Linked DNA regions of Homo sapiens: region 2 is linked to region 1. A link is an interaction called in ENCODE POLR2A ChIA-PET data of the cell type or tissue named here. Cell type or tissue: HepG2. All regions are shown on one strand. Each heading gives the region's core, and the rest is flanking DNA. Links, peaks and the distances in the headings are about the cores only.

The links. ChIA-PET counts read pairs that join two places held together with the same protein. Peaks named below come from ENCODE experiments on the same cell type or tissue, not always from the same donor. Only the 100,000 strongest peaks of a DNase experiment are listed, where the experiment ranks them.
Region 2: POLR2A ChIA-PET joins it to region 1 with 50 read pairs; 11 of 35 experiments call an interaction of 5 or more read pairs at or near these places.

The regions. Positions count from the first base shown.
Region 1 is chr11:68,293,275-68,308,475 of GRCh38, reverse strand. It overlaps a transcript of LRP5 not described here. Among named protein-coding and RNA genes, the nearest start is that of LRP5, 12 kb to the left of the region's middle. RefSeq lists enhancers at 7,491-8,238, 8,988-9,735. In HepG2, for the core only: CTCF peaks have their summits at 7,915 (motif pointing right) and 10,568 (motif pointing right); DNase peaks (open chromatin) are centred at 9,305, 9,565 and 10,155; H3K4me3 peaks cover 2,100 bases.
Region 2 is chr11:68,210,523-68,224,712 of GRCh38, reverse strand. KMT5B (lysine methyltransferase 5B) reads left to right here and starts at 11,417. Exons shown (of 11, transcript NM_017635.5): 1 at 11,417-11,575. RefSeq lists silencers at 8,957-9,251, 10,436-10,575, 10,686-11,125, 11,711-12,180 and an enhancer at 10,037-10,739. In HepG2, for the core only: a CTCF peak has its summit at 11,808 (motif pointing right); DNase peaks (open chromatin) are centred at 7,944, 10,932 and 11,892; H3K4me3 peaks cover 4,252 bases.

The DNA of each region.
Region 1 (15,201 bases), core at 6,983-14,982:
ATTTGGAAATGTTCACTCTCAGTTCGTTCCTTAGATGCAAGTCCATCCCAATGAAGTAACAGGGGCTCAGCACCTGTCCAATCTCATTGCTTCCGGGGACAGGGGCCCATGAGGATGTCGTTTCAGCCCGGTGACACTTGGGCAAAGTGCCTTTTGGTTTCCCTCCCAGGCTGGAACGTGCTGGCTCTGTGAAGTTACGCTGGGCACAAGAGCCCCCCCCAACCCGGCAGGACTGACTGCTGTGGTCAGAGGCGCCCCTGGGGCTTTGGGAGCCACAGAATCTTCCTGAGGGCAGCGCCGGAGGAGGCCCCAGTGAGAGTGCCCACTGCCAGGCTCATTCCTCAGGCTGCCGCAGGCCTCTCCCCAAAACAGGCAATGCTTCTCAGCAACCTGCCCCAGGAGCAGGCCAGGGAAGGCCGCCATCGGCCTACAGTGCTGGGCTCTGGAGGGCTTGGTTGGTAACAGGCCATGGTTTCTATGAGCCAGCTGGGGTGTGAAGGACACAGGCTGGATTCACCTCTCTGGGCCTCAGTTTCTGCATTCAAAAAGTGGGAATCATGATATCTGCTCTATTTCTTATCTCTCAGTGCTGATGTGAACCTCCAATAAGACTTTTAAAAATACTCTTTCTACCTTACTTTTATTTTTCATTTATTTTAAGATAATGTCTAGCTGTCTCACCCAGGCTGGAGTGCAGTGGTGTGATTACGGCTCACTACAGCCTTAACCTCCCAGGCTCAAGTGATCCTCCTACCACAGCCTCCCAAGTAGCTGGAACTACAGGCATGCACCACCGCACCTGGATAATTTTTTCTTTTGAGACAAGGTTTCACTCTGTTGCCCAGGCTGGAGTGCAGTGGTGCACTCTTGGCTCACTGCAGCCTCAACCTCCCTGGGCTTAGGTGATCCTCACACTTCAGTCTCCCAAGTAGCTGGGACTACAGGTATGTGCCAGTACACCCAGCTAATATTTTTGAAGGATGGGGTTTCACTATATTGCCCAGGCTGGTCTTGAACTCCAGGGCTTAAGCAATCTACCTTCCTCAGCCTGCCAAAGTGCTAGGATTATAGGTATGAGCCACCCCCCGGCCTATAATCCTACCACTTTAAAAAAGCCTGTAATTTTAGCACTTTAAAAAATTTTTCTAAATTTTTTATAGAGATGGGGGACAGCTGTGGTCTCACTGTGTTGCCCAGGCTGGTCTTGAACTCCTAGGATCAAGCCATCCTCCTGGCCTGGCCTCCCAAAGTGTTGGGATTATAAGCATAAGCCTTACCTTACCTTTTTTTTTTGAGTTGCAGTTTTGTTCTTGTTGCTCAGGCTGGAGTGCAATGGCAAGATCTTGGCTCACTGCAACCTCCACCTCCCGGGTTCAAGCAATTCTCCTGCCTCAGCCTCCCGAGTAGCTGGGATTACAGGCATGCGCCACCACACCCGGCTAATTTTGTATTTTTAGTAGAGATGGGGTTTCTCTATATACCTTAATTTTAAAGCACTGCATTCATGTAAATTGTGATTAACATGGATTCAAGAGAGGGAGTGAGGATGAATGAGCCAGGCACTCACCTCGGCTGTCACCCTCCACTTCTCTCCTCCTTCTGACAGTCATCGTCCATCCGTTTCTGCAGCTGTTTGTTTGACTCTCCTGATCATTTTGCTTGCCACATAACTTGCCTCCTGGGAAAGAATGCCCTGGGCAGGCCCACATGAGTAGTGAAAAATAATCTGCAGTGAAAAATAAAACTAAGTAGTCTGGTCCACAGAGCAGTCTTATTTTTTCACTGCAGATGAAGGAGTTGACATTCAGGCTTCATTCTCATTTATAAGTGTTTTAAAGACACATACAGTGGATTGAACAGTGGCCTTCAAAAAGATGTATCTACATCCTAATCCCTGGGACCTGTGAATGTTAACCAAGTTAGGAAAAGGGTCTTCCCGGGTGTCATTAAGTTAGAGATCTTGAGATGAGGAGCTCATCGTGGATTATCCAGGTGGACCCTGCATCCAAGGACAAATGGTCCTTAGAAAAGAAAAGCAGAGGCTGGGCACAGTGGCTCAAGCCTGTAATCCCAGCACTTTGAGAGGCCGAGGTGGGTGGATCACCTAAGGTCATGAGTTCGAGAGCAGCCTGGCCAACATGATGAAATCCCATCTCTACTAAAAATACAAAAATTAGCAAGGCATGGTGGCGGGTGCCTATAATCCCAGCTACTCAGGAAGCTGAGGCAGGAGAATGGCTTGCACCTGGGAGGCGGAGGTTGCAGTGAGCCAAGATCGCGCCACTGCACTCCAGCCTGAGGGAGAAAAGTGAAACTCTGTCTCATAAAAGAAAAGAAAAGCAGACAGAGATCTGAGACAGAAGAGGAGAGTGAAGGAAAAAAGGCCATGTGAAGATGAGGCAGAGGTTGGAGCCATGCAGCCACAAGCCAAGGAATACCTGGAGCCCCAGAAGTTGCAAGAGGTAGGAAGAAGCCTCCCCTAGAGCCTCCAGACGGAGCACAGCCCTGCCAACACCTCCACCTCAGACTTCTGGCCTCCAGCACTGTGAGATAATCAACTGCTGTTGTTTTAAGCCACCAGATTTGTGGTAATTTGTTATGGCAGCCACAGGAAACTAATACAGTACCTAATCTTCACAAACCCATCTTACAGAAAAGGAAACTGAAGTCAGAGAGGTAGTGGCTTGTGCAGTGTGTTAGGCCATTCTTGTATTACTATAAAGAAATACCTGAGGCCGGGCATGGTGGCTCACGCCTGTAATCCCAGCACTTTGGGAGGCCAAGGTGAGTGGATCACTTGAGGTCAGGAGTTCAAGACCAGCCTGGACAACATGGTGAAACCCCATTTCTACTGAAAATATGAAAATTAGCCAGGCATGGTGGCGTGCATCTGTAGTCCCAGCTACTCAGGAGGCTGAGGCAGGAGAATCACTTGCGCCCGGGAGGAGGAGGTTGTAGTGAGCCAAGATTGTGCCACTGCACTCCAGCCTGGGAGACAAGAGAGAAACCCTGTCTCAAAATAAATAAAAAACAAATAAACACCTGAGACTGGGTAGTTTATAAAGAAAGGGGTTAACTGGCTCCCGGTTCTGCAGGCTGTACAAGCATGGTGCCGGCATCTGCTTGGTTGCTGGGAAGGCTTCAGGGAGTTTTACTCATCGTGGAAGGCAGAGCCAGAGCAGGTGCATCACACAGCAAAAGCAGGAGCGAGAGAGAGAGAGAGCAGGGAGGTGTGCACACTTTTAAATGAGCAGATCTCACGAGAACTCACCATTGCAAGGACAGCACCAAGCCACGAGGGGTCTGCCCCCATGACCCAAACCTCCCACTAGGCCCCACCCCCAACATTGGGAATTACAGTTCAACATGAGGTTTGGGGGGACAAATATCCAAACTATATCATTCCACCCCTGGCCCCCCAGATCTCATGTTCTTCTCACATTGCAAAATATAGTCATGCCTTCCCAGTAGCCCCCCAAAGTCTTAACTCATCCCAGCATTAACTCAAAAATCCCATTCCCAAGTCCAACGTCTCATCTGAAGATGAGTTCCTTTCACCTACAAGACTGTAAAAATGAAAACAGTTATTTACTGCTGAGATACAATGGGGGCATAGGCATTAGGTAAACATTCCTGTTCCAAAAGGGAGAAATCTGTCAAAAGAAAGGGGCTATAGGCCCCAAGCAAGTCCAAAACCCAGCAGAGCAATCATTCAATCTTAAAGCTCCAAAATAACCTCCTTAAACTCCATGTCCCATAGCCAGGGCACACTGGTGCAAGGGGCAGGCTCCCAAGGCCTTGGGCAGCTCTATTCCTGCGGCTTTGCAGAATTCAGTCCCCATGGCTGCTCTTACAGATTGGAGATGAGGGCCTGCGGCTTTTCCAGGTGCAGGGTGCAAGCTGCTGGTGATCTACCATTCTGGGGTGTGGATGGTGGCGGCCCCGTCCCGCAGCTCCACTAGGCATTGTCCCAGTGGGGACTCTATGTGGGGCCTCCAACCCCACATTTCCCCTCCAATGGGAAGGCTCTGCCCCTGCAGCAGCCTTCTTCCTGGGCTCCCAGGCTTTCTCATACATCCTCTGACATCTAGGTGGATGGTGTCAAGCTTCCTTCACTCTTGCACTCTGCACACCTACAGGCTTAACACCACATGGAAGCTGCCAAGGTGTATGGCTGGAACCCTCTGAAGCAGCAGCCTGAGCTGTGACTATGGCCCTTTGAGCCAAGGCTGGAGCTGGAACAGTCTAGATGCAGGCAGGGAGCAGTGTCCTGAGGCTGTGCAGAGCAGCAGGGCCCTGTGCCTGGACAATGAAACCATTCTTTCCTCCTCATCCTCTGGGCCTGTGATGGGAGGGTTGTGGAAGATCTCTGAAATGCCTTTGAGGCCTTTTTGCCTCTGAGGCCTATTTCCTATTGTCTCAGTTATTGGCAGTCGGCTCCTTTTTAGTTATGCAAATCCTCTAGCAAGAGGTTACTCCACTGCCGGCTTGAACTCCTCTCCTGAAAAAGCTTTTTCTTTCTTTGTCACATGGCCAGGCTGCAAATTTTCCAAACTTTTATGCTCTGTTTTACCTTTAAATATAACTTCTAACTTTAATTCATTTATTTGCTCCTGCATTTGAGCATAGGGAATTCAAAGAAGCTGGGCCACATCTTGAATGCTTTGCTGCTTCAAAATTTATGGCCACGCTTGGTGGCTCACACCTGTAATCCCAGCACTTTGGGAGGCCTAGGTGGGCAGATCACGAGATCAGGAGATCGAGACCATCCTGGTCAACATGGTGAAACCCATCTCTACTAAAAATACAAAAAAATTAGCTTGGTGTGGTGGCGCAGACCTGTAGTCCCAGCTACTGGAGAGGCTGAGGCAGGAGAATTACTTGAACCTGGGAGGCAGAGGTTGCAGTGAGCCCAGATCATGCCACTGCACTCCAGCCTGGTGACAGAATAAGATTTGATCTCGAAAGGAAGGAAGGAAGGAGGAAGGGAAGAAATGTCTTCCCCCAGATGTCCTGGGTCATCCCTCTTATGTTCAAACTTCAACAGATCCCTAGGGCATGAAAATAATACAGCCAAATTATTTGCTAAGGCATAACGAAAGTGACCTTTGCTCCAGTTCCCAATAAGTTCCTCATTTCCATCTGAGACTCATCACCCTGGCCTTGGCTTGTCCATATCACTGTCAGCATTTTGGTCACAATCATTTAACCAGCTAATCGGGAGGCTGAGGCAAGAGGATCACTTGAACCCAGGAGGTTGAGGCTGCAGTGAGCTGTGATCACATCACTGCAGTCCAGCTTGGGCAACAGAGCAAGATCCTGTCTCAATAAATAAATAAATAAATACATAAATAACTTAAGTTTATTTAAAGCTGCATCTTTGCCACCATGGAGAAAGGCCAGGCCAGCTCCTTCTCTCTTTCTGCACGTGTTCCTCCCACCTCAGCTGCCTCCGCTCCTCAAGGAGGAACAGAGGGAGTAGGAAAGGCCATCCCAGGAGGCCCAGCACCCCATGACCTGGCTCTGGGGCCTTGTGGGTTTATGGATTCCCAGTGCTGAGTCATCCCTCACAGGCTCTTGTGGGCACCTTGGACATTGCTCAGAAGCATCTGGTCCCCGGGAACACACCTTTTCCTGATCATCTGGGAAGGGCAGCTTGTGCCAGCGAGGCCACCTGTTCAGCGCCACGGCCCGCCAGACAGCTGCAGCCACAGCCTTGCCTTTGATCAGAGCAAACACCAGACATGTGTGTCATGCCCCCAACCCATCTCCAGGGGACACATGTCCTTTCTTGCCAGGCCTGAGATGAACAAGAGAGGGACAAGTCCCCAAGCCTCTCTCTCCTTCCCGCCTCACCCACTCCGCTGTTAGATTCTCAAGGTGGATGGTGGGCTAACTAGGGCAACCGACCATCCTGGTTTACCTAGAACTGAGGGGGCATTTTCAGGAATAAAACTGCAAAAGTCTGGAGCAAACAGGAGCAAGTTGGTCACTCTGGGGCTGGTGGAGTCAGGTTTCCTTCTGCAGGCCCCCTCCCCGCAAGCATGGGTGGAACCCAGGACAGGAACACAGAGCAGGCCCCAGGACCGGGCTTGTCACTTACAAGTCTTTTTTTTTTTTTTTTTTTTTTGAGATGGAGTCTTGCTCTGTCATCAGGGCTGGAGTACAGTGGTGCCATCTTAGCTCACTGCAACCTCTGCCTTCTGGGTTCAAGTGATCCCCCTGCCTCAGCCTCCTGAGTAGCTGGGACTACAGGTGGCACCACCACGCCCAGCTAATTTTTTGTATTTCTAGTAGAGATGAGATGGCCAGGCTGGTCTTGAACTCCTGACCTCAAGTGATCTGCCCGCCTTGGCCTCCCAAAGTGCTGGGATTACAGGCGTGAGCCACTGTGCCTGGCCCCACTCACAAGTCTTAAACCATGCCTCAGCACATCAATGCCATTTACAAAAAGGTAGAGGGATTTTTCCAGGCAAAAATAGATGAAAGACATAGGCTGATTGATCATGTCCTGCTTAAAAATAGATCTGATGCTATTAAGAATTGTGGGCTGGGAGCGGTGGCTCACGCCTGTAATCCCAGCACTTTGGGAGGCCGAGGCAGGCGGATCACGAGGTCAGGAGATCGAGACCATCCTGGCTAACACAGTGAAGCCCCGTCTCTACTAAAAAATACAAAAAAAATTAGCCAGGCATGGTGGCGGGCGCCTGTAGTCCCAGCTACTCGGGAGGCTGAGGCAGGAGAAGAATGGTGTGAACCTGGGAGGTGGAGCTTGCAGTGAGCCGAGATCACACCACTGCACTCCAGCCTGGGCGACAGAGTGAAACTCCATCTCAAAAAAAAAATAAATAAATAAATAAGAATTGTTAGTATTTTGCAGGTGTGACAAATGATTCTGTTTCTGTGGCAGAATGTTCTCAGGAGATCTCTTTTGAACTCTCATGGAAAGCATCATGCTGTTGGCAACATCACATTTATTTTTATTTATTTATTATTTTTTAGAGACAGGGTCTTGCTCTGTTGCCCAGGCTGGAGTGCAGTGGCACAATCACAGCTCACTGCAGCCTCAACCTCCTGGGCTCAAGCAATCCTCCTGCCTCAGCCTCCCAAAGTAGCTGGGACCACAGGCGTGAGCCACTGCACTCAGCCCAATGTACCTTCAATATTTACATTTCTGGCAAAGGTAGCAAAACCTTAACAAATTTTGAATCTAGATAATAAAATTATGAGGCTGGGTGCAGTGGCCCTGACAGGGATGGCTCACATCTGTAATCTCAACATTTTGGGAGGCCAAGGTAGGCGGATCACCTGAGGCCAGGAGTTTGAGACCAGCCTGGCCAACATGGTGTAACCCTGTCTCTAACAAAAATACAAAAAAATTAGCCAGACGTGGTGGTGCACGTCTGTCATCCCAGCTACTAGGGAGGCTGAGGCAGGAGAATTGCTTGAACCCGAGAGGCAGAGGTTGTGATGAGCCGAGATCGCGTCATTGCACTCCAGCCTGGGCAAAAGCAAGAGCGAAACTCTCTCTCAAAAAAATAAAAAAAAAATAAATTAATGAATTAATTAAAATAAAATAAAATAATGGATAGTCACTGTAAAGAAAAAATAAATGTATATATCAGCCAACAAGTGATGGAATAGAGCACCCCATCTCCCTGGCTGGACAGATACATCCCACAACACCTGGAAGGCGGCTCCATGTAGAACTTTCTGGACTGCTTGAGGTGCTGTGCTGGAGCACGGTGACAGAGGAGCTGGACCATGGACCTCCCCCGGCCCCCACCAAGGGCGAGGTCCCCCTGTGGTGGGTCTGAGGGAGGCATCCGTATGGCCTCTGCGGCTTGGGCAGGGAATTTGGGGTCCAAGTACTTGGTGCAAAGCCTGGAAAGAGGGTTTGGGTGCTGAGGGCATATCCCCTGGGCCACATGGGGGCAGAAGTGGGGCCCCCTGAAGCTTGGAGTCCTGGGCAGGGGCATCTATTTTGCTGTCTGAGGCCTTCAGTACTTGAAGCAAAATGGAGGCAGAATGTCCCACCTTAATGCCCCTGATTCCTCCAAACCAATTCCAGAGACAGCAAGGGCCAGAACAGGGATGGCCCTGCCCAGGGTCATGCAGCGAGGAAGTGGCCAGGCTGGGATCTGAACCCAGGCTAATCCCCTCCCTTGTCCTCCTCCAGGCCCTCACCCCTGCATAGAGCCCTCCAGCTCACTCATCCTCGGCCAGCTCCATCTCCTCAGCTTGTAAACGCCACGGGATTCTCCCTTCTTAAAAACAAAGGCCTGGCCAGGCACGGTGGCTCATGCCTGTACTTTGGGGTGGCTCCCAGCACTTTGGGAGGCCAAGGTGGGCGGATCATGAGGTCAAGAGATTGAGACCATCCTGGCCAGCATGGTGAAACCCTGTATCTACTGAAAAAAAAAAAATTAACTGGGCATGGTGGCTAGCTACTTAGGAGGCTGAGGCAGGAGAATCGCTTGAACCTGGGAGAAAGAGGTTGCAGTGAGCCAAGATCGCGCCACTCCACTCTAACCTGGCAACAGAACAAGACTCCGTCTCAAAAAACAAACAAACAAACAAATAAACAAAAAAAGGCGGAGCGCGATGGCTCGCGCCTGCAATCCCAGCACTTTGGGAGGCTGAGGCGGGCGGATCACTTGAGGTTAGGAGTTTGAGACCAGCTTGGCCAACATGGTGAAACCCCATCTCCACTAAAAGTACAAAAATCAGCCAGGTGTGGTGGTGGGTGCCTGTAATCCCAGCTACTCAGGAGGCTGAGGCAGGAGAATCGCTTGAACCCATGACCTGGAGGCTACAGTGAGCTGAGATTGCGCCACTGTACTCCAGCCTGGGCAACAAGACTCTGTCTCAAAAAAAAAAAAAAAAAAAAGACTGGCCCTTCCCCTTCAGCTCTTCCTCAGGGTCCCTGAGCACTCTACACCCCCGTCTACACTGAGCACTCCACCCTGCTGTCTACACTGAGCACTCCACCCTGCCATCTACACTGAGGACTCCACCCCACTGTCTACACTGGCTGCCTCCCGCCCTCACCTCCTGCTAAGGCCATTCCCCGCTGCATCTGTCTTCTAGATTCTGCAGCCTTCAGCACGCTGGGCCCCTCCTTTGTCCCCTTGAGCCACCTCCAGCCTCCCCCTGAGCTGCTACTCCTCTCCCAGCAGCCTCCACCCAAGCCCCTCCAGTCCCCAAGCTGTCCCTTGCATCCAGCACTGCCCTTCCACGTGCCCCTTCCCTCCAGCTTCACAGCAGGGTGGGGCCTCCAGGCCCTGCCCACTGTGCCCATCCACAAGTTGTGGTGGGAGCTCCGAGGGGAGGCAGGGGTGTGCATGGACTTGGGACGTCCAAGTCTGGGACCAGGGGCAGCTGGTTGGTGGAGTGTGGAGGGGGATAGGGACTTTCAGGTAGAGAGGCTGTAGGGGCAAGATCGGGACGGCGGATGTCCCTAAGGAGGGCTCTGACCTGGGAAATATTGTGCAGCTTCCTCTTTGCCATTCCTGGAGCTCAGACACTGGCCGGCTCTCACCCCGCCCTTCCTGCAGGACACAGCTCCATCCCAGTGAGTTCCTAGTGTAGACATCTCCAGCAGCACGGATGGGAAAGGAAGTCATCAAAGGTGCCCAGGACCGGAGGCTTTTTCTGGAGGTGGCAGAGGAGGGTGTGGGTCTCAGGGCTCTGGCTGAGGGCAAGCGTGGGAGGTCTTAGGTCTGCACCAGCCCCGTGAAGGCCCCTCCTGCTCCCTGGTGGAGTCCTAGAGGGAACAGCAGCCCCTAGGCTCTAGCAGGAGTGGGTAGGGGCTTTTCTGGCTTCCTACTGTGCCAGCAGGATAGCTGGGCCTGGCACTGAGCCCAAAGATCACATGCCGGGGCATTGGCGCAGTGAGGAACAGACCCTCGCCAAAGCTGGCAAAGAAGACCCCATGGGGTGCAGCTGGTGAAGCTGAGAGCTCAATGTTTGGGGGAGCCTGGCAAAAGGGGTCCTCCCCTCCCTCTGCAGGCCAGGATCGCAGGTTTTCCCTACATGTTGGTAATTCTCAAACAATCCCATGGCCACTGGAGCAAAGATCACAGTGGGCGGCGGCCTCGGGAGCAGTGGACAGGGCACGCAGTGCCTTTGATGCCAGAGCCCTCGCCCCAAAGTCAACAAACTCTGCAGCGGACTTTGCACCCGGACTTTGTTTTCACCATACAAGGAAAGGGACAGATCACAGGCCCTCTCGCTGCCCTCGCTGAGCCGGAAGCTGCAGCGTGAGCTCTCTCAAGCCCCATTTCTAGGTTCCCCAGGCGCACCCCTGAGCCCCTACTCGCCTATTAAGTTCTCCTAATAGCCCTTCAAGGTCTTAATGTATGTCCATTAGACAGAGGGGAAAACTGAGGCGAGGGCAAGTGACTTGACCGAGGTTCCTCGGCGAGCAGGGCGTGGAGCTGAGAACCTCGTTATTACTGCTCCCCACACAACCCTCTGGCCGTTCTTGGAAGAGGCTGAGCCCGGGAGGGCCAGAGTGACCCAGACACCATGGGCCGCCTGCGGTAACACGTGCGGCCACGAGGGGGCAGCAGCGTCCCGCCCGGCCGGGCTCTCTCCGGCGCTCAGTATCCGTCCCAGGCCAAGAAGAAGAAACTCGGGGAGGAGGGCGGAGGGGGCTGCGTGGGAGGACGTGGAAGATGGACGTGGCCAGGGGAGTGGCAGCTGCACACACTGGATGCTGTTAAGATGAAGGGAAAGAACGTGGGCTCCGAGATCACTGGACACGGTTCCACCCTTCTTCCCGCTCACTGCATGGCCCTGGGCGGGTTGTTGAACCCTTGGAAACCTGTTTTTCCTTTTTTCCTTTTTTTTTGAGACAGGGTCTTGCTCTGTGGCCCAGACTGGAGTGCCGTGGCACGATCTTGGCTCACTGCTGCCTCCCAGGTTCAAGTGATCCTCCCAGCTCAGCCTCCTGCGTAGCTGGGACCCCAGGTATGTGTCACCACAGCCGGCTAATTTTTGTATTTTTTTGTAGAGACGGGATTTCGCCGTATTGCCCAGGCTGGTCTCAAACTCCTGAGTTCACCGGATCTTCCTGCCTCAGCCTCCCAAAGTGCTGGGATTACTGGCATGAGCCACCGCACCCAGCAGAGACCTCAGTTTTCTAACCTGTGCCAGCAGGAATAATGATAGCTGCCTAGCTTGGCTGTGCTGGGAATTAAGTAAGATGACCGGGTAGCAAATATGAAGTATTACTGGACACAGAGGGCCCCAGGCTGGGTTAGCAGCGGTGGTCAGGGCTGCTGCTTCCTGGCCTGAGCTCGAAGGAGGGCCCTCATTACCACCTGGGTGAGTCCTCGTCCAAGCCTGGCACTGCTGCGTGGGAATAACTTCTGCCACCCAAGTTGGCAGATTGTGTGCAAAGTTAAGTCCTGACTCTGTGGGGTGGACTTCGAGGCCTCTTCATCGGACCTGCTTCCGGTGACTGCATTCGCACCTCCTCCTGTTCCTGGTTTAACACAGCCCAGCTTTCCTCCTGCTGAGCCCTCCCTGGGCCTGCTGTCACCCTCGTGCCGCTGTGCCTCGCAGTGCCACTCCCTGTACCCTGAATACTTTGCCCTGCCTCTCCACCCAGCTGAGAGTCAGGGCCCCTGTGAGGCTCTGCCCAGCCCGTCCTCCGGGTTTCTGCCTCTGCTGAGCACTTCCCTGCATGATTGCTTCTGAGAGTCCCCCCAGCCTGTGAGCTTCTCAGGACTGGGACAGCTTCTCAGGACCGAGGCTTCCTGGTCTGCTTGCAATTTTACAGGCGGGCACATTTTCCCTTGGCCAACATCAGAGACTGGACATCTGCAGATCTGTGCTAGCCACTGAGCACCCAGGCACCCCAGCAGGTAGCTCTGTAACCAACCCATTCTGTAAAGCTGAGGCTCAGAGAGGTGAAGCGCCTGGCCTGGGGCCACAGCCTGCGTCAGCTGCAGAGCCAGGAGCTGAGATATGCACCTGCGGCTCTGCTCACAGGGTCCTGCACAGACTGCTGCTGGAGCCACCTATGTAGAGTCAAGAGAGTTCATGTTAACTCCCTCTCACATCCCTCAGCCAGGGTGGGGGCTGACGATAGACACTCAGGGATGGCCTACCCTCCCCAACAACCCCCGTCAGGTTTGCCGGATCTCCTTGGAAGAAAAGTTCTGGGCAGAATTCCACCGTTGGCCTGGCCTACACTCTCCTTAGTGGCTTAGGACCCTCAGCGGTGGATAAGTTGTGGGCAGAAGAGATGCAATCAGGATTCTCACCCACTCACCCCTTGCCAGCCCCAATAAGCTCAATAAGCTGGGCTCGGTCTGAGGAAGTGTCCAGGAAATGTGCAAATGGCCTGGGACAGCCCTGTGTTCCTTTCAGTAAGGTTGCTGAAGGTGAGGCTGAAAGTTGGAGAAACAGAAGCCAGTGCTTATGGTTTTAATTAAGATAATGGAATGTATGTATGTATGTATGTATGTATTTATGTATTTATCTTTAGAGATAGAGTCTCACTCTGTTGCCCAGGCTGGAATGCGGTGACACAATCATAGCTCCTTGCAGCCTCGACTTCCTATGCCCAAATGATCCTCCTACCTCAGCCTCCTGAGTAGCTGGGACTACAGACACACGCCAACTATACCTAGCTAATTTTTATTTCTATTTTTTGTGGAGACTGGGTTCTCACTTTGTTGCCCAGGCTGGTCTTGAACCCCTAGCTTCAAGCAATCCTCCTGCCTCAGCCTCCCAAAGTGGAGGGATTACAGGTGTGAGCCACCACACCTGGCCTGGAATTTATTTGTATTCTGCTTATAAAATTAATACATTCTTATTGCAGAAAAGTTTGAAAATAAAAGAAAGGACAAAGAACAAAAAGCGTATATAATTTCACAGCTCAGATCTCACTGCTATTAACATTTTTATTTACTTTCAGGCTTTTTTCTTTCTAGGTACATATGCAGAGATTATTTTATTTTATTTATTTTATTTTATATTTTATTTTATATTTTTTATTTCATTATTTTATTTTATTTTATTTTATTATTTTTAGAGACAGGGCCTCACTCTGTCACCCAGGCTGGAGTACAATGGAGTGATCATAGCTCACTGCAGCCTCAAACACCTGGGCTCAAGCAATCCCCCCACTCAGCCTTCTGAGTAGTTGGGACTAAAGTGTGAGTCTGGCTAATTTTTTTTACTTTTTGTATTGACAGAGGTCTCACTATGTTGCCCAGGCTGATCTCAAACTCCTGGGTTCAAGCGATCCTCCCACCTTGGACTCCCAAAGTGCTGGGATTACAGGCATGAGCCACCATGCCTGGCCTAAAATGCCACTTTTTGTCATTTACTAAAATCCCATGGACACTTTGACATGTCTGTATTCTATGCTATTGATCTGACTGTTGGCATCTACATCATTATGGCCATCTATCATCTATCATAATCCATTTTAACATTAAAATTGTGCTGCTGCTTAGAATTTTTCTGGCCTGTCTCCTATTTGTATTCTTCCAGATAAATTTTAGAATCATTTTATCAAATTCCCCTTGCAGAAAAAGCCCTATTGGATTTTGGTTGAAAAATACTGAATTTTTACATTAACTTAGGAAAGGGCTGGGCACGGTGGCTCACGCCTGTAATCCCTACACTTTTCGAGGCCAAGGCAGGTGGATCACTTGAGGTTGGGAGTTTGAGACCAGCCTGGCCAACATGGTGAAACTCGGTCTTTACTAAAAATACAAGAATTGCCAGGCGCAGTGGCTCACCTGTAATCCCAGCACTTTGGGAGGCCGAGGTGGGTGGATCACGAGGTCAGGAGATAGAGACCATCCTGGCTAACACGGTGCAACCCCGTCTCTCCTAAAAATACAAAAAATTAGCCAGGCGTGGTGGTGGGCGCCTGTGGTCTCAGCTACTTAGGAGGCTGAGGCAGGAGAATGGTGTGAACCCAGGAGGCGGAGCTTGCAGTGAGCCAAGATCGCGCCACTGCACTCCAGCCTGGGCGACAGAGTGAGACTCCATCTCAAAAAAAAATAATAATAATAATACAAAAATTAGCCGGGGGTCGTGGCGTGCACCTATAATCCCAGTTACTTGGGAGGCTGAGGCAGGAGAATCGCTTGAATCCAGGAGGTGGAGGTTGCAATGAGCAGAGATCGTGCCACTGTACTCCAGCCTGGGTGACAGAGTGACACTCTGTGAAAAAAAAAAAAAAATTCTGAAGGATTGAGACTCTTAGACTCTTAGGTCTTCCTATCCAAGAGCACAATATAGCTTTTCATGTATTCAAGCCTTTTTCAATGCATCAACAGAATTTTACAGTTTTTTTCATGATATCCTGCTATTTCTTATAAAATGTATTCCTAGATATTCTGCATGTTTTCCGGTTGTTTGTTAATAAATATTTTTCATTTGTCATTATTTCCTAATTGGCTGTTATTTGTATATATGACATCTGTTGAATTTTTTGATTACTTTGAAAATGGCCATTCTTTTGTGTTTTTTTTTAACTTTCTATTTTGAGATAATTTTGACTTACAGAAGATTTGCAAAAATAGTACAGAGAGTTCCTGTTTCCCCCTTATGTTAACCCAGTTTCTCCTTATGTTAACATCTTACATAACTACAGAACAATTGTCAAATCTAAGAATCAACCTGGGCACAATGCTATTAACTAAACTGCAGAAGCTGTTCAGATCTCACCAGTTCTTCTACTGCTCCCCTTTTCTCTTCCAGTGTTCAATCCGGAATCCTACATTATATTTAGTTGTCATTTCTCTTTGGTGTCTTCCAATCTGTGACAGTTCCTCAGTCTTTCTTTGTCTTTCATGACTTTCATTTTTTTATACTTTTGAAAAATACTGGCCGGTTGTTTTGTAGAACGCCCTCAGTTTGGGTTTGCCTGAAGTTTTTTGTGATTAGATCGAGGTCATGCATTATTGGAGAGGGTGCCACCGCCTCGATGTGCAAGCTCAATGCATCATATCAGAGGGTTTGTAATGTCAGTTTATACCGCCGGAGACCCTAACCTGGAGCATTTCGTGAAGGTGCTGTCTGCCAGGATTCTCCACTAGAAAGTTACTATTTTTCCCTTTTTAATTACTGAATGTCTGAGGGGAAATACTTTGAGACTATGCAAATATCCTGTTTCTGCTTTAACTTCGGCTCACTAAGTTTAGCATTCATCTATGGATCTCGCTTATA
Region 2 (14,190 bases), core at 5,938-13,937, 83 kb after region 1:
GCCACCAGGATGGTGGAGAGCATGGCAGTAGTGAGCTGACGCCAAAGACTGGACGGCAGACTCAGCAGCCGACTCTTAACTCACAAAAGAATGCAATGGCCAGAAAGCCCCCAGGACAGCATTTAAAAGGACCCCATCTGGCAGGGCTCGGCGGCTCACGCCTATAATCTCAGCACTTTGGGAGGCCGAGATGGGCGGATTGCCTGAGGTTAGGAGTTCGAGACCAGCCTGGCCAACGTGGCGGAACCCCATCTCCACTAAAAATACAAAAATTGCTTGAATCTGCGGGGGTGGAGGTTGCAGTGAGCTGAGGTGGTACCACTGCACTCCAGCCTGGCCAACAGAGTGAGACTCCGTCCCTCAAAAAAGTAAAATAAAATAAAAGGACCCCATCTTCTGCAACAAGAGGACAGAATATGCTAAAAATTGAGGTCCCAGATGAGATTCTAAGAGTGTCCTCCTTCAAAGGAGGTTGGAGTCATAGCCCTGGCGGCTCATGCAGCGCCGGGGGGCACTCTCACACCTCAGCCGCACAACAGAGGGGTCAGCGCACTAGCTCTGCCACTAAGGCTGTGTGGCCCTGGGTAAGCCACTCCGAGCCTCAGTTTCCCCATCTATAAATGCAGATCACAATGTTCTCTATCAGAGCCTTACCCAGTCATGGCACATGGTGGAAATTCAGTGAACTGGCTGCTGTTTTGTTTTTTTAAAAAAAAAAAACTATGCGAAAATGCACATAATGTAAAATTTGTCATCTCAGTCTTTTTTTTTTTTTTTTTTTGAGATGGAGTCTCACTTTATCACCCAGGCTGGCATGCAGTGGTGTGATCTCGGCTCACTGCAACCTCCACCCGCCCCAGGTTCAAGTGATTCTCCCACTTCAGTCTCTCGAGTAGCTGAGACTACAGGTGCCCGCCACCACGCCCAGCTAATTTTTGTATTTTTAGTAGAGATGGGGTTTCATCATGTTGGCCAGGCTGGTCTGGAACTCCTAACCTCAAGTGATCTGCCTGTCTCTGCCTCCCAAAGTGCTGGCATTACAGGCATGAGCCACCGTGCCTGGCCTCAATCATTTTTAAGTGTATAGTTCAGTGGTATTAAGCACATTCACATAGTTGAGCTACAGTCATCATTACTTTATCCACACAACTCTTTTCATCTTACAAAATTGAAACTGTCCCCATTAAACAACTCTCCATTTCCTCCTCCCCAGCCCCTGGCACCCACCATTCTACTTTCTGTTTCTGTGAATACGACTACCCTACATACCTCACATAAGAGCAATCACACGGTTTCGTGCTCTATGTCTGGCTCATTTCACTCAGCCTAATGTCCTCAAGATGCTTCCACGTTGTAGCACATGTTGGAATTCCCTTCCTTTTTAAGGCTGAATACTCTTCCATGCTTTGGGTGTATTGTATTTTGTTTACGCCTCATCCACTGATGGGCACTTGGGTTGTGTACACCTTTTGGCTGTTGTGAAAAACAATACGAACATGTGTGTGTGTGGCGTTATTATTTTTCTTTTTTCTTTTTTTTTGAGACAGAGTTTTGCTCCTGTTGCCCAGGCTGGAGTGCAATGGCGTGATCTCGGCTCACCACAACCTCCGCCTCCCGGGTTCAAGTGATTCTCCTGCCTCAGCCTCCCGAGTATCTGGGATTACAGGCATGCATCACCACGCCTGGCTAATTTTTGTATTTTTAGTAGAGATGAGGTTTCACCATATTAGTCAGGCTGGTCACCAACTCCTGACCTCAGGTGATCCACCCGCCTTGGCCTCCCAAAGTGCTGGGATTACAGGTGTGAGCCACCTCGCCTGGCCTGTTATTTTTATTAAGAAAGCAATTGTTTGCAGAATGCAGGCCTGAACCAAGCCCTGGTCCCTCTCCTACCGGAGTACCTTTGCCTTTAAGATATATTTTATTATTAGAAACTCTGTTCCCAGAAGGAATAAGAAGGAAACACAGGAGGCAGAAGGTGTAACAGGGGCCAGAGGCCAGGGGCCAGGGACTTCTGCCTCTCCTGCCCCCAGCAGCAACTGGTCCCCATGGAAAGGGCCTGGTTTTGAGAGTCAGAGAACCCCTGATGGGGTGGCCACAATAACTGTGCTTTTCTGTTTTGTTTTGTTTTTTTCTTGCACTGTTGGCCAGGCTAGAGTGCAGGGGCGTGATCTTGGCTCACTGCAACCTCCGCCTCCGCCTCCGCCTCCCAGGTTCATGCCATTCTCCTGACTCAGCCTCCCGAGTAGCTGGGACTACAGGTGCCCGCCACCACACCCAGCTAATTTTTTGTATTTTTAGTAGAGATGGGATTTCACCGTTTTAGCCAGGATGGTCTCGATCTCCTGACCTCGTGATCCACCCTCCTCGGCTTCCCAAAGTGCTGGGATTACAGGCGTGAGCCACCGTGCCCGGCCAATAACTGTGCTTTTCTAGCACGGGCCCTGTGTCCAGCACTTCCCCTGCCTAACCCCTGGCAGCCTGTTTAGATTTGGAATTTTAACTCTTGGCTTTCTCTTCTTTGCTGTAATTAATTTTTCTCACTTCCAGGGAGGGTTTAAAAATTAAACTCTACTCTTTCTCTCCCCTTTCCCTTTCTGCTATAGACTGAATGTTTGTGCCCTCCCCTCCCCAAATTCATATGTTGAAGTCCTAGTGTTCTATTTGAGCCCCCAGTGGGTTGGATGAGGCCCCCCACACTGGGGGGGACGGGCATCTGCTTGACTCAGTCCACCCGATTCAAAGGCTAATCTCTTCCGGAGACACCCTCACAGACATGCCCAGAAATCTTGTTTACGCAGCTATCTGGGTGTCCCATGGCCCAGTCAAGTTGACACCCATTGACCACCATATGGAGAGACAGCCTAAGTCCCTCAGTCCCCATGGTGAGGGAGCTTCTAGGTCTCTAATGGCCCCCGCCTGGGAAGCCCTGTGCACTGAGCATGCAGGGCTGAGGCCCCCAGTCACCCTCTCTGCATGGCCACCCAGAATGCCCTAGAGGAAAACCATCTGGACTTTTGGCTCAGGAAATGCCACCCCTTGGAATTTATCAAGGGACAAGCCAATACCCCAAAGTGTGTCTATGAGGCGTAATGTAAGGGAATGATTATGAGACAGAGCAAAATTGGCTGATTCCACATAAACCACACATACCCCGGCCAGAGAAGACCCAGGTCAACTCAGCATTGGCTGGAGGCTTCCAGATCAGCACAGACCAGGCAGCAGCTGGGAGGTGACTGGAGGGGCCTGCAGCAGGGAGGCTCGCATGCTGGTAGAAGGTTCCAGCACGTCTATTAGAAGCAGGGACAGTTTCTCTTCCTCCCTTTTTTATTTATTTATTTATTTATTGAGACTGAGTCTCACTCTGTCACCCAGACTGGAGTCCAATGGTGCGATCTCGGCTCGCTGCAACCACCGCCTCCCAGATTCAAGCAATTCTCCTGCATCAGCCTCCTGAGTAGCTGGGATTACAGGTGTACACCACCATGCCTAGCTAGTTTGTGTGTGTGTGTGTGTGTGTGTGTGTGTGTGTGTGTGTGTGTGTGTGTATTTTTTAGTAGAGTCGGGGTTTCGCCATGTTGGCCAGGCTGGTCTCAAACTCCTCGCCTCATGCGATCCACCTGCCTCGGCCTCCCAAAGTGCTGGGATTACAGGCGTGAGCCACCACGACTAGCTCGCCTCCTCCCTTTAAATATCTGCAGCAATAATTGGCACCAACAGTGCTTCGGCTGAAGGAACAAGATTCTTCAGGTTCCTCATCTGCACCTTAAACCTGGAACCTGTACCATGAACCTGGGTCTTCTCAGAAGCAATGTCTGGGAAACACCCGAGAAAAAACTATTTTATAGAATTTGCTTGTCAAGATAAGTCATAGAAAAACTGAAGTTTTCATTGAGCAGTAGCATTTCTCCAGATTATTTCCCTCTTTTTTGAGTGCATAATTTGCAGCAGTGATTTGCACAGATTTTAGATTTGGCTCACGCCTGTAATCACAGAGCTTTGGGAGGCCGAGGCGGGGGGATTGCTTGAGCTCAGGAGTTCAAGACCAGCCTGGACAACATGGTGAAACCCCATCTCTACAAAAAAATTTCAAAAAAATTAGCTGGGTGTTGCTGGGCACAGTGGCTCACGCCTGTAATCCCAGCACTTTGGAAGGCTGAGGCAGGTGGATCATCTGAGGTCAGGAGTTTGAGACCAGGCTGGACAACATGGCGAAACCCCGTCTCTACTAAAAATATAAAAATTAGCCGGGCATGGTGGCACGTACCTGTAATCCCAGCTACTAGGGGGGCTGAGGCAGAAGGATCACTTGAACCTGGGAGGCAGAGGTCGCAGTGAGCTGAGATTGTGCCACTGCACTCCAGCTTGGGCAACAGAGCAAGACACCATCTCCAAAAAAAAAAAAAATTAGCTGGGTGTGGTGGTGAGTGCCTGCAGTCCCAGCTACTGAGGTGGCTGAAATGGGAGGATCACCTAAGCCCAGAGAGGTCGAGGCTGCAGGGAGTGAGATCACACCACTGTATTCCAGCCTGGGTGGAAGAGTGAGACTCTATCTCAAAGAAAAGAAAAAAAAAGAACTTAGATTTACAGTTTGAGAATTTTCACAACATACACACCCTGGCAATCAGCCCTCAGAAACAGAGATTTCCATCTCACCACAGTTTCTCATGTCCCCTCATGGGCAATCCCAGCTGCCAGAAGCTAATGACCCCTTGGACTTCTATCACCATAGATTAGGGGATTTTTCTCTTCCACGACCTCATTGTTGGAACCCAGCAATTTTTACTCTATGGTTTCTGACGTCTTTGTCTCAATGTAATGTTTCTGAAATTCATCTATGGTGTTTGTAACAGTGGTCCGTTCCTTTTTATTTCTGAACAGGATTCTATCACATGGAGAGACCACAATTTGTCTACCCATTCTTTTGGTGGTTGGCATTTGGGTTGTTTCCAGTTTACAGCTACTATAAATAAAGCTACCACAAATAACTGTAAAGGAGGAAATAAAGAGAGTGGGAGGGAAAGAGAGAAATAAATAGAGAAAGAGAAGAGGAAGAAAGAAAGGGTGGAAGAAGAAGAGGAGAGAGGAAGGAACAGACACCAAATGAACAAAACTAGGAACCCAAAAATCCATTCTGATATATATATATACACATATATATATACATATATACATATATATACACATATATATACACATATACACATATATACATATATACACACACATATATATATACATATATACATATATACACATATATATATACATATATATACATATATATACACATATATATATACCAGAATATATATATACCAGAATATATATATATACCAGAATATATATATATAAACCAGAATATATATATATATACCAGAATATATATATATATATGTGTGTGTGTGTGTGTGTGTGTGTGTGTGTGTGTGTATATATATATAAAATGTGGTGAGGAATGATGTTCACATCCCCTCAGTGAACCTCTCCACAGAAAACTTATTTATGACAATGGGCAAGCAAGTGACCTGACGATGGGGAAGCCTGGACACCCCTAAACCACATGACGGGTAACCCAAGTGGACATCACCCATAATGGGTTAAATCAAAACTGCTTCAGTTGTAACATCTCATTTTTTTGATTTTGTTTCTTTTTTTTTTTTTTGAGATGGAGTCTCGCTCTGTCACCCAGGCTGGAGTGCAGTGGCATGATCTCGGTTCACCGCAACCTCTGCCTCCTGAGTTCAAGCGATTCTTGTGCCTCAGCCTCCCAAGTAGCTGGAACTACAGGCACATGCCACCACACCTAGCTAGTTTTTGTATTTTTGGTAGAGAGGGGGTTTCTCCATGTTGGCCAAGCTGGTCTCAAACTCCTGACCTCAAGTGATCCGCCCACCTCGGCCTCTCAAAGTGCTGGGATTACAAGTGTGAACCACCACACCTGGCCAGAAATTATTAAAAAATAATAGTAATAATAAAAAAACAAAGCTCCCCGTGCCCATGAGGAAACCTTTGCCAGCTGCTGTCAGTCCTCTCTGTGTTTGCTTCTAGAGAGGGCTGGTTAGGGCTGAGTTTTATTTGGGGGAGGGGAGATGAAAAGGTGTGTGATGGGATCCCAAAGGAACAACATCCTCAGTGACAGGGAAATTTTCTTGGTGCCTGTCCCACTGCCCCAGGTGGGTGCTGAGCACACAACCCCCAGGGCACCCGTGAGCTGGAACGCTACACATCTTGTGGGGTGGGTGGTGGAGAAGCCTTGTCAACAAAGCAAGATTGAGCCCCCAGAATTTGGGGAGTGATTACAGAGCCCCTTGCACCTCCCTTTATCCTTGTAGCAACCCTGGAAAGTTAGTATTATCTTTCCCTCTTCCTCCCTCCCTCCCTTCAGCAAAAGCATAGAAGCCTCAACACTCTGTCCCCAGGGGTGGTTCCAGATGCTGAAGACACAGCAATGAATGAGACAGACAAAGCTCCCTGCCCTTGAGAAGCTGATAGTCTAAAAGGAGAGTCAGCCCTAGGATGAATACTGAAAGATACAGAATGCTAGAGCTGTCGTATGTGCTAAGGAGAAAGAACCCTGAAGCCACAAAGGAAGAATGAAAACTAGGTCTTGGCCGGGCATGGAGGCTCACGCCTGTAATCCCAGCACTTTGGGAGGCCAAGGCAGGCGGATCACCTGAGATCAGGAGTTCGAGACTGGCCTAGCTAACATGGCAAAACTCCATCTCTACTAAAAATACAAACGTTAGCCGGGCGCGGTGGCACACGCCTGTAATCCCAGCTACTCAGGAGGCTGAGGCAGGAGAACTGCTTGAACCTGGGAGGTGGAGGTGGCAGTGAGCCGACAGTGCACCACTGTACTCCAGCCTGGGCGACAAGAGTGAAACTCCGTCTCAAAAAAAAAAAAAAAAAAAAAAAGAAAAAAAAAGAAAGAAAGAAAAAAAAAAAGAAAACTATGTCCTGGACCTGGACCTGAGTGGTGGAACGGTACCTGTTTGAAGAGGTGGAAGGGTGTGTGAGGAGAGGGTTTTGCTTTCGTGTGTCCCCCAGGTTAGCCGTGTTATATTTGAAATGCCTATTAAGCATCGAAGTAGTGTTGTCTGAAGTTCAGAGAAGTCCAGGCTGGAGAGAGAATTTGAGCATCTGAAGCACATAAACAATTGTAAAGCTATAGAGGAACTTACTAAGACAGGTCCAAGGAATGGACATTTTCACAGGTAAAGGAATGGTGGGCTGACAGGCTACATCATTTGTCCCAAATCCCATGGCTGGTAAACTGCAGAGCTAGGATTCAAACCCAGGTCAGACTCGTGCCAACCTCTGTTGGCAGCTGCTGTACAGTCTTGCTGCTGTTGACCAGGGGTCTCGTGTGTGTCACTTGACCTTTCAGTGGCTGTTTCTTTTTCTTTTTTCTTTTTTTTGAGACAGAGTCTCAAAAAACAGGCTGGAGTGTACTGGCATGATCTCGGCTCACTGCAACTTCTACCTTCCGGGTTCAAGCCATTCTCCTGCCTCAGCCTCCTGAGTAGCTGGGATTACAGGCATGCGCCACCACGTCCAGTTATTTTTGTATTTTTAGTAGAGACGGGGTTTCACCATGTTGGCCAGATTGTTCTCAAACTCCTGAGCTCAGGTGATATGCCCACCTTGGCCTCCCAAAGCGCTGGGATTACAGGCGTGAGCCACCACGCCCGGCTTCAGTGGCTGTTTCTTCTTCTATTCAAGGACAGTGGCAGTGGAGGGGCAGGTGGAAAGCAAGAATGGTGCCGGGGGTAGTGGTGCTCAGGAATGTGACCAGGAAACCCGCCAGCCGCCCAGAGGGGCCACTGGGAAAGCCGGGTACGCCCCACTCTCCCTCCGGTTTCAGACACCTGCTCCCATCAGAGGAGTCCTAGCTTCCGGGCGGGGTGGGGACTGGGGCAGACGCATGTGCGGAGCACGAAAGCCAACATATCGCTTTACAATGAAAAGCAACCTGCCTCCAGCCTGGAATTCTGGGGTCAACGTGACCTGTGGGCCATCCCAGTAAGCACAGGATCAAAGCAAGTGAATCCCTGCCATCCTGTCACTGAGTGAACCTGGCACTCGAGGAAAGGGAGCGAGAGAGCATAGCAGGGTGGGTGGCACTAGGCTGGAGTGCCCCTGGACACACCAGAGCCAGACCTGCTAGAGAGACCAAAATAGACTCCATGGCCTCAGTCAGTGCCCTGGCAAGCGTGCCACTCCTAGGCCAGCTCCGGGCTAGGCTGGCACTCCTGGCCAGCCTCACGGTGCTTCCGGGGCCAGCCGGGCCCCTTCCGCTGACTCGGTCTTTCTTTAGAGCTGTTAATCCCTTTTGGTCCGGCCAGGCTGGGGAGGCCCCCCAGCCTCTGTGGCTCAGCTCTTCCACTTTGGGGTGCCTAGAGCTCTCCCAGTGTAAATGCCAAAGGCTCCTGACACACAGGACTGGGCAGGTGCCTGGCTGCCTACTTCCTGCTCTCCCTCCCCTGCCAGCTGGCAGGAGGAGCCTCCAACTGGCCTCTCCTGTGGGAGTCTCCCTAGGAAGGGCTCTCCTGGGCTGTGCTCTCAGCCCAGCCTAGCCCTGGCTTCCCTGAGTGGGGACCCCCAAAGGCCTCAAGCCCCCTGCATGGCTCCACCAAGGTCCTGAACCCCAATTCAGCTCTGCCAGGAGCCCTGGCCCACCCTGGGCCTCTCAGCTGAGGCTGGAAGAGCAGCTGGCAACGTAGGGGGATTGAGGGAGGAATGCACACAGAACTGGGGGCCTGGGAGCAGGCTGGGCTTGGGTTTGCTCATCTGTATCCCTGCCAGGCTGTGGGCCCAGCCTTGCAAGGAAATGTCCAGAACACTTGACTTGGCATCAGGCAGTGAACACATGGAAGTGTCTGCATCTTGGAAGTATGGGGGCTTCACAGGACTCAGGATTTGGCGTTCACCCTGAAGGGCACATGGAGAGCACCTCTATGCTGGGGTGGGCTCTGGAAAGCTGGGAGTGGGCAGGACATCGGCTTTGGGGGCTCTGGAGGGCTGCTCAGGCATAGCTGGACTTGGGACCTGAGACCAAGGTCGACTTAGAGGCAGATGGTATTCCCCTAGTGAGCTCGCCTCCCATAGGCATTCGGTGGTGGTGGGTGGCAAAGGCAGGCTCAGTGTTTCTGGGGTGCAAGTTGAGTATTTGGAGCCAGGCACTACGAAAATCTTGGAAAGTTTCTGATAAACCAGAAACCAAGAACACCAAAGCAATCATTTGTTAGTTGCGTCTGCAAAGACGAACGTGGCAGAGTGGATTCTGCTGCCACAGATGACGCTGCTTTTAGTGAAAGGGCAGACAGGAGAAGTGCTTGGGCTGTGCCCACCGCCCACACCCGAATCGGCCTCCAAAAGGAGGAAGCTGCTGATAGGGCAGGTGAAGGCAGTGGGAGGAGCTCTGTTTTGAAGATGAGACCCGCTTCTGCCTCCGTCAGCCATGTGCCCTCAGCGAGTCACCGTGCCTCAGTTTCCCTCTGTGGAAGGCGGTAATGAGCATCATGTCTACCAGCCAAAGTCAAGGTCGAGAATGAGGGCAAACGAGGGAGGCGCTGTGCGTCAGTGTTACTTGGACTTAGTCCAGTTCTTGTGTTGGGTGGTCGTCCACAGCCTCGATTCATCATCCTTTGTGGAGGATGATGGCCCTGGAGCCGCAGGGGAAAACTAAGGCAGGCTGCGGCTCTTCCTGGCATCTGACTGAGCTGCCTGCCCTGCCCGCCTCCTCTCTGTGGCAAGGGCAGCCTCTCTCCCCTCCCAGGGCTTTGACACTGGCTGGTCCCACTACCCGCCCATATCCTAGGCACCCCCTTTCCCCAACACGCTCCAATTCACACTCCAGGTCTGCGCTTCCTTGGGCACCTGCCGGCACCAAGTTCCAGGCATGTGCACGCCTATGCCAACCTCAACTTCTTGGAGGTCCTCCGCACCCGCTTCCTGATTTATTCTGCATTTTTCACCCGAATGCTGAAAGAGGGCTCTGGCTCAAGCCCTGACTAGTTGTCATAGAGGTCACGGAACTCCCTGTGCCTCAGTTTCCCTAGGTGTAAAGTGGCACCCACATGGCCCCCACCTCCGGGGGTCGTCCTGACGCGTGAGAGGGAGGATGCGCGGAGACCCTGGGCAGCCCCGCAGGGGCCGGGAGCGCGCTCATCGTTCTGTTGTCTGGACTACAAGATCGATGCCCAGGCAAGCTTCGCAGCTCCCCGGCTCGCAGGCGGCCCGGTCCCTCAGGATCTCCCCGCCAGCCCGGGATCCCCGAGGAGGGATCGCACGGCCAGCGCGCAGGGCACACCCGGAGTGGAGCGGAGCACGGCGCGGGGCACATAGTGGGTGCTGGGGGCGGCGGGGCCCGCGGGGGGCCAGGCCAAGGCGCGCCCGCTCTCCTCCTCCCTCGCATGCTCCGCGCAGGAACGCTCAGCCTGCCCACACGGTCTTAGGGTGCATCTGCTGCCAGTGACCCCCATTCCCACAACAAAAACGCTCGTCTGCCCGGGGCCACCTCCCTCGGAGCAACTGGGACGCGCGGCGGGAGGGGGGGGGGTCCCCTTCCCCAGGGCTGCAGTCCGAGAGGCTGGCTCTAGAGCCGTCCCTGGTAGGGGCAGGTGTGCAAAGACCCAGGGCCCGGGACAGCTGCCGCGGTCCCGCGGGGACCGGGACCGGAATGCGGTCGCGTAAGGGCCGCAGGGGACCCTAACGTGGCGCCCGCGGGGCGCGGGCGACGCCGCCTCAGCCGCGATTTAAAGGGCAGCGAGGGCGGAGGGATCCCAGCCGCCTACCGGCCGGCCGCGAATCCCTCCGCCACGAGGGGAGGCGACGGCTCGCTCTGAATCGCCCTTTGTCCCTCCGCCGTCGGGAGCGCCCGGCACAGAACTCGCTCCCCGCGCGTGCCCGCGTCCCGCACAGAGCCCCGTGGAAGCGCCGCGGCGGCTGGGCCTGGCGGGAGGCGCGCGCACACTGTGGCAGCTGCGCCGCACGGTGTCCCTCCGCCGTCGAGGCCGCGGCCTTCTTTTCGTATCCTTCCACCGTGCCCGGGCGGGGTCCAGGCGGCTCACCGGGGGCGGCGACGCGGCGGCGGTGCGGGCGGCAGGGCAGCGGGGCGATGAGGTGAGGACGCCCGGGAACCGGAGGCGGCACCGCGCGGCGCACGGACCTGGGACGCGGAGTCCTGAAGCCGGCGGACGGTTTTCGTACGGGCGGCCGTGCGCGAGGCGAGGTGAGGCCCCGGGTGGCGGGGCGCGGGGGCGGGCGCCGGGGGCGCAGCGAGCCGAGGCCGGGGGCGCGGGGGGCGCGACGGCGGCGGCGGCGGCCGGTTGGGGGCGGGGGGCTCGGACGCTGCGGGGACTCATTTTTCCCGTCAGCGGAGGGAGCGAGCGGTGCTGCGGCCCGCGCCGCCATCTTGGATTTTACTCTCCATTTTTCTCTGGAATTATTTTTGGTGATTAATTTTCTGGGGGGGACTGGGACGCGGGGCCCGGCGGCGCGGCCCCGCATCGCAGCGGCCGGGCAGCGGGGCCTGGGACGCGCCCCGAGGAGGAGCGGGGCGGCGCAGGCGGTGAGTCGGGGGAGGGGCGGGCGCCGGCGAGGGTGTGCGGGGGGCGGCCTCGGTGACGGGGCGGGCAGGGACGTGGGGGACCGCGGGCCCAGGCCGGTCGCAGGGCTCCGGGGCCAGGGCGGGTGGGGCCGGGGCCGGGCGCAAGCGGCCGGGCGCGGGGGGCGGGGCTGCGGCCGGGCCGGTGCGGGGCCGGCGCGGGGCCTGCAGTGGTGGCCGCGGCCGGAAGGGAGCGGTAGCGGCCGCCGGGCAGCGTCGGGGCCGGGCCCGCGGCCGCACGAGGGGAGCAGCCCCGCCGCTCGCGATTGGGGGACTCTGTTTTCCCTTTTCTCCAATGGGCAGCCGTGAACCGTCTCGCCCAATCTGCTCCCACTGCCGCGCTGAACTTTTTGTTTTTGTTTTGGCCCGAGCGCATTTCGGAGCCCTCCCGAGCTCGTCCTGCAGCCCACCCTCCTCCCCGACGGCGCCCCTGGCCGTGGCCCGGCGACCCCGCGGCCGCTGCGTCCCCTTTGTGCTTTATCCGCTCTCCCTGCGTCCCCTGGTGTGTGTCTGTCCTTCCACGTATTCGCGGATGATGTGCACCGTTGTCACCTCCGCCTTGGAAGGAGGAACAATGACAACTCGATGCAACTTGCTGGATTAAGATAGAAACAAGTTGGGTGCTGAGAAATTCAGTCTATTTGGGTTTATTGGACCCGGGTCTGGAACAGTAACTTAACGATTTATTAAGTGGTGGAACTTTCGGAATACTGGGGAGGTGAACATGTGTTCTTTGAAGTTAATTTTTAAGAATTTGCCAAATGAAATTTACCTGGAGTGGGGGGAGTTTTCCTTAGAATAGAGGGCAGGTGAATTAATTTGATTGATTGTGGTTCTTTGTGATGTGGACCTTTTTCGATTTAAACCAGTTTGATATAAAGTGTAGTTGAGGATGGCCATACAGGTCTGAACTTTGCTGTGTAGGATCTTTAGAGGAAGCAGTTGCCAGCTATAACTTTTTTCCTTTAGTCTTTAATATTGAGAACACGCCTATAATATTGATAATTAGTAGTAAAAAGAAGTATTTTCAAAAGAGGAGGAAACCATTTTTACCTGAAATAATTACAGATAATGTGTGCATGTTGAAATACATAAATTGCCGCTTGCTGTAAATACAGATTTATTGTGTATCTGAAGGTTTAGCAATTTGAACCAGAGGTGTGGCCCTGTCCCTCTTGGAGCGCCTTATATTCCCAGGTTAGAGTCCACAAACGCTCTAATCCCGGCTTGTGTGGGAACTCCAGCCCATTTTTCACTTTGTAATCTCTAAACATTCGACATTCTGGTCCCTCTCCCAAGCTCTGGCTCCAATAGCTTCCCATACCTGGTCCCTGTCGGCCGTGCCCTGCCCGGCATTCCTCCACCCCTTTTCTCCACCCCGTACACTCTTGTCCTTCAGAAAGGCCCCGTGAGAATGTTGCTTCCTGGTGAAACCTTCACACACACAGCCGTTGGGGTGGTTACTCGTGAGTTTTTGAGTCTCTTGTTATCTCGTCCGCCCACGGGCAGGTACAGAGTAGGTGCTCATAGACCCTTAATGAATGGGTTAATTTATTAATCTCCAAGTTGTCAAGCTTAATAGTTTGTATTAGTTTTTCAAAATAAATCCACTTTAATGTTGTTTACAAACATAATTATATTTTAAAAACTGAGCTGGAGAGTGAAGGGAATATGGTAGATATTTCTTCAATAAGAGAGTAGGGTAGGGCTTGATTCTTTATCCATGATCATTTCCAAGTGCTCTCGCGCCTTTATTTTCATCTGCTTTCCCAAACACCCTGAACTGCTCATGCAGTGAACTTTTTATTCTCGCAGCAAATGCCAGGGGACAGTAGTGGGGAAGGTGGAGGTGGATGGAGGGTAGCGGACTCTGACAGGGAGAGACGCGTGTGAAGGAAGTGTCCCGGTGTCTGCGTGTCTTTCAGCAGAGAATTTAGTGGGTGGGGGATGTTGGTGATTTTTCTCTTGGGTTATTTAAAAAGGAGGTTGAATCTGATTTTCCTTTACCTGATTATCAGTTTGTGGGTTTATAGGGCCTGGGTTCGTGGCCAGGTTGTGTGATAAAGAGATTTGTGTGTGTGGCATCTAAGCAGCTCCCTGTCCACAGGAATGCCCTTCCCATGGCTTACAGAGCAAATCCTTTCAGATAAATCGCCGTGGTCCCATTATTTCGTGTTTCTGTGTACCATGTATGAGCTTTACATTGGCAAATCTCTCCATTGGCAAAATCCTTCTCCGTGGTCAGGAGTTCCCCGACTATGTCAGCCTTAGAACGCTCTGATGGTTAAGAATCTTCCTCACACTTTTGACGATAGGGACCATGTGTCCTCCCTCCGCTCCATCACCCTGTTAGCTACAATACTGCATGTTAAGTAAATGCAGGGGGTGATCCATTATGTGTCTGGATGGGGTTGATTTGGGGCTAGCCGGTCTCCGAATGAGACAGACTTGAACACCAGGCCATCTTCTAGGGCCGTATGTCAAATGATGACTGCTGTATAGAAGTGTAATTTTAGGAATAGTTGAAGGACCATGGAATAAGAATCAATTCTTATTCCATTCTCTGCTCTATCACTGTT